Linked DNA regions of Homo sapiens: region 1 is linked to region 2. The links are chromatin loops, found by intact Hi-C in ENCODE. Cell type or tissue: Caco-2. All regions are shown on one strand.

Evidence for each region. Peaks named below come from ENCODE experiments on the same cell type or tissue, not always from the same donor. Only the 100,000 strongest peaks of a DNase experiment are listed, where the experiment ranks them.
Region 1: it touches region 2 in a loop (4-fold over the local background); 22 of 110 quality-filtered maps call a loop at or near these places.

The regions. Positions count from the first base shown.
Region 1 is chr17:48,553,925-48,556,424 of GRCh38, reverse strand. HOXB3 (homeobox B3) reads left to right here. Exons shown (of 5, transcript NM_001384749.1): 3 at 807-894. It overlaps HOXB-AS2 (HOXB cluster antisense RNA 2), which reads right to left and starts at 268. Exons shown (of 2, transcript NR_046610.1): 1 at 1-268. In Caco-2, no CTCF peak of the experiment used is centred here; DNase peaks (open chromatin) are centred at 597 and 953; H3K4me3 peaks cover 657 bases.
Region 2 is chr17:48,491,538-48,494,037 of GRCh38, reverse strand. No RefSeq gene overlaps it. Among named protein-coding and RNA genes, the nearest start is that of HOXB1, 38 kb to the left of the region's middle. In Caco-2, a CTCF peak has its summit at 1,361; a DNase peak (open chromatin) is centred at 1,487; H3K4me3 peaks cover 371 bases.

The DNA of each region.
Region 1 (2,500 bases), 62 kb before region 2:
AGAGTGTGAGGGTTGGAGACCCAGAACTACTTTCTAAAAAAGTCCTGGTGTTCCAATTGCGAATGAGTGCAGAGGGGCACCCGGCACCCTCACCCCCGGGCCAGGCCTGCCTTTGACTCAGCCTCCAAATACTACTTCTCATATTAGCATAATAGTTCACTAGTGGGGTATGGGGGGAGCTGTGAACTTCACCGCCCTTCCTTGCCTTTGCTCACCTCTTCCTCCCTGTCCCTCCAATCTAGATTTAAATTTTTACCTGTTCTTTAAGGAAAAAAAAAAAACCCTCCTTCTTTTCTTCTTACTCTTTTTTTGGGGAGGCGGGTATTTTAAAATTTCCCCCCTTCCCCATCACCACCATCACCTTCCCTCCTTATCAGGCATCTAAGCTTGCTAAAGGGGGAGAGGTGGGGGGGTGTGAGCTTGTGTGTGAGTGAGTGTGTGTGTGTGTCTGTGTGGTTTTTTTTCCCTGTGCAAAAGCAGAGGCCATTGTTACGGAGAGTAGGGCGTACCAGTCTTATAGGGCAACCACACTGTGGCGGCTTAGCCCTGCTGGAGCCCGGAGCTGGATTCTGGCGAGCTGAGCCGCCCGGCACCTTTCGGTCTTCTATTTTTTTTCCCGCTCCCCCACCCCCTCCCTCCTGCGCACCCCTGCTCCTAAGCCGAGTGAATTGAAGCGGACGCCGCGCGGCTCCTCTGGCCGGTCTGCCCCTCGGGCTCCCCAGCCGGGGTGGCTTTGCGGGGCGGGGGCGGGGGGGCGGGGGGCGACGCAGCTTTAAACAGTGGTCTTTTTTTCCTTTGCCTTCAAGGAGGGGAGATTTGTCGCCTGCCGCTCGCTCTGGGGCTCGATGTGAATATATATTATGTCTGCCTGTTCTCCCCTCGTCGGTGGCTAAGGTAAGCTGGACTGAAATAGGCTATCAGTTTGTGAATGGCGGAGAGTATGTCTCAATGATTTATGGCCCATATGACTCCAATCTCGGTTCAAGAAGAGTTCACAAGCTTTAAGCTTCCTTCCACGCAGCGACTCTCTCTCTCCCTCCCTCCCTCCCTCCCTCCCTCCCTCTCTCTCTCTCTCTCTCTCTCTCTCTCCCTCTCTCTCTCCCCTCTCTCTTCCTGCTTCTCTCCTCTTTTCTCCTCTCTCTCTTTTCTTTCAGCAGCCAGATCCAGGGCTGAATTTTCTCCGCGGCTGCTAAGAAAGTCTCAACCTTTCTCTGTCTTCCTTTCTTGTTATTTTTCTTTCTCCCATTAATTTTTTTAAGTCCTGGAAGATGGCCTATCCCCTCTCTCGGGGCTTCCCCAGCTATTGTTACTCTCCTGGCTCTCCCTGGGGTGTGCTTGGCAAGGTGGGGTTCTTGCGGGGGGCTCATCTCCCTTCTCCAGCGAGACCCTGGGGGGAAGCCGGCAGCCACCGTCTCCCTCCCTCCCTCCCGAGGAGCCATATGGAACCTGAATTTTTCCAACATGGAGGCAAGGGAAATAGATCTGTTTGGCTTGGTAGAGTTGTTCCCCACCCCCTCTTGTTCTGGATCCCAGATCTTGGGTCCCCTTAGCACCTTTCTCTCTTCCCACTGTCCCGTCCGCCAGGCCTCGGCGCCCTCCAACCCGGAGCCCTGCTGAGCAAAGTCCCGAAGCGGAGTTTCTAAGGCGCCTTTTAATTCGGTTACCTCCAGCTCCCAAAACTTGCTGCCGCCCGCGGGGCTCGGCCCTCGGCCGGCTGGTGTGCTGGGAACCTGCCTCCGATAACCGTTTTGGTGTCCTGATCGCTTGCTCTTCTTCGCCTCCTTGGGCCATCGTAGGTGGCTGGTAGCTTGTCGCCAGTCGCCGCGGCAGCAGCGACCGGCTGAGGCAGCCTGGCAGCAGCAGCCAGGGACTACCCGGGTGCACAAACCTTCCCAGCCCTGTCTGCACCACCGGCGGAGTCTCCATTCTTTCCTATCGCGTCTCTGGCTCCTTCGCTTTCCACACTCGCCTGGCCTCCGTCCCGCGATGGTTTGGGGTTTATTGCAAGGGGAGCGGCAGGAATTTCGGCCCCAGGCATCTAGTTAAATTATTGTTTTATTATTATTACTATCATCATCATCGTCATCATTATTATTGCTGTAACAATCAGACTAAATAAAGCCAGGGCCTAGCCAGCCAACCCCCTCCAACGTTTTTATTTCATTCTCTTCTCTATTAATAACAACCACAACTAATGCCTGTTAATTAATTCCCCCTTCAGCCAGGGCTGCTTGGAAGCTAATTTTGGTTAAATCAGCAGAGGCTAATGGTAATAATAATAAAGGGATTGGGTCAGCCTGGTCAATTGAACTCTGGTTCTCCCTGGAAGGACCTGCTGCTTTGCAGACCCATGTGTATTTCCAGAAACCAATCGGAACTCAGGGTTACACTGATTCCCTTTTGAGTATAAATCTGTGCCATGAAGAAGGGGATTTATGTGAGGGAGGGACTTTTCTTCACCTGCACTCCTTTTATTTTATTTTCCTATGTTTAGTTTTCT
Region 2 (2,500 bases):
TGGAGTGCAATGGCGTGATCTCGGCTCACTGCAACCTCCGCCTCCCGGGTTCGAGTGATTCGCCTGCCTCAGCCTCCCGGGTAGCTGGGATTACAGGCGCGTGCCATCATGCCCAGCTAATCGGGTGCGGGTGGCTCACACCTGTAATCCCAGCACTTTGGGAGGCCGAGGCGTGTGGATCACAAGGTCAGGAGTTCAAGACCAGCCTGGCCAACATGGTGAAACCCCATCTCTACTAAAGAGGCTAACTTGTTATTTTTCACAAGACTAATTTCCCCAAATCCAGTTTCCTTTTACACAAGACTAATTTCCTTCTCCCAGTTTCCATACTGGGAGAAGGGTCCATGGCGCTGGCCCTGACGTGTGACATGAGCCCCTGCAGTACCCACTCTGATTCAAAACTTCTGTGAGGGAAGGCGCTGGTCCAGGGACCATATTCAGGTCCCTGTTGGGTTAATCACCTCTGCATTGGGTCTGTTTAGATGCTTCTAGTCAAAGCCTGATGAGCCCAACGCTGGCCTCCCCACACCGAGCTCCCTTTTCCTGCGAAGGGAACTGATCAGGCCCAGGCCTGGCTAGGCAGGGTGGGTTGCCATCCAGGTCTTTGCCCTTTCTAATGACATGAGAGCTCCAAACTCCCACTGGGAGACAGGCCTGCTGTCCACAACCCTCTCCAAGAATGCACTCTCCCATGGGAAAGGGCATGGGCCCTTCCACCCTGAGCCCCCAAGAGAGGCGCAGACAGTCACAGGAGGGTAAAGAACGGTCCCCATACTATAAATATTTCTCAAACGTCTCCTGTAAATCTCCAGATGTGTCATCAGGGCACAGGGAAGAGATCTTGAATTAGAGCCGATTAGAGACCATATTCTCCCAGAGGAGGGCAAGCCTGCCCGTCAACCGAGCCCCACTTGGCCGCCGGGACCACCTCGGGAGGAAGCGTCTCCTGACAGCTTTCCTGGAGGCTGCCCCGTACCCTTCCGGGGCGCTGAGGGCTCTGGGAAGCACAGACACCATTTCCCCTTTGCCCTCCTGCCCTTTGTGGTGACAGCTCCGGAGTCGTCCCCGGGTGTGCCCTCTTCCGAGGTGAGTGGGGGGACAGGGAGCGCGCGGAGGGAGAACCGAGACGTGGCAGCAGCAAACTGCCCGGGCGGATGGGTGATTTACGAAGTGCTGAAAAGCATCTTCGAAGCTGTCATTTATCTTACAGCTCTCAGCCTAAATAAACACTGAATCCGCCTAATTATAGTTACAGTGGAAACACAACACCCGAACCTCCTCGCCAGCGCTGCCGGCCCGGCTCCGGCGCGGCTCCACCCCAGGCCTGGCTCCCACGTCAGCCCACAGCTGCACCCTAGCGGCGGCCTCTGCGCCCGCGGCTCCCGCATTCCCGCGCGCCTCTCCGGGCGCGCCTTCGTCCCTTCGCCCCTCTCCCTCTCACTATCTCACGCAGGTACAGTCCTGAAAACAATTTCGGTCAAGAACAGAGGCACCATCTCCATCCTGCTGGGAAACTGCACCTGCGGCATTCCTTCAGCTGCGGTGGGGGCTGGGGCTGGAGAGGACCCTTGACCTGGATGCTCCCACTCTTTCCCAGTCCTGGGATTCCTTGGTGTGTGGTCAGCTGGTCTGGCCTGGCCCAAGGGTCTACTGCAAGGGCAAGGGAACTCTCTCTTTGCCAGATCAGGAAAAGCAGCGCGGGGGTGGGGGTGGGTGGGGGGCTGGGGGTGGGATTGGGGGGCTGGGGGATGGTGGTTAGGAATCACTTAGGGTAGAGAAAGGACATTCTTTTTGTTCCCTGGTGATTTTGTGTCCTCCCAAGGAGAGGGGAAAGGTTCCTCCTGCCTGATAGTCCTTCCTTTCTCTATTTCTGTTCCTGGCCCTGAACTTGGAACCTCCCTTCCTCTTTGACATATGGGAGGCCTCCTGTCTTTAGAGATTCTTCTAACCTAGACTTCAAAGTGAGACAGGAGTTGGGTAGGACTTGTTTTGCAAGGTACAGGTCACAAAGATCCATCTGATAAAATGAGATGTAAAAAAGCTGGCCAAAACCTACCAAAACCAAGATGGTGACGAAAATGAGCTCCAATCATCCTCACTGCTCATTATACATTAATTATAATATATTAACATGCTAAAAAACACTCTACTAGTGCCATGACAGTTTACAAACACCATGACAATGTCTGGAAATTACTCTATATTGTCTGAAAGAGGAAGGAACCCTCACTTCTGGGAATTCCCCCACCTCTTTCCTGGAAAATTCATATGACCAATAAACAACCGTAAAAATAGCCAACCAGCAGCACTTGGGGCTGCTCTGCTTATGGAGTAGCCACCCTTTTATTCTTTTACTTTTTTTTTTTCTTGAGACAGAGTCTTGCTGTGTTGCCCAGGCTGGAGTGCAGTGGCATGATCTCGGCTCACTGCAACCTCTGCCTCCTGAGTTCAAGCAATTCTCCTGCCTCAGCCTCCTGAGTAGCTGTGATTACAGACACCC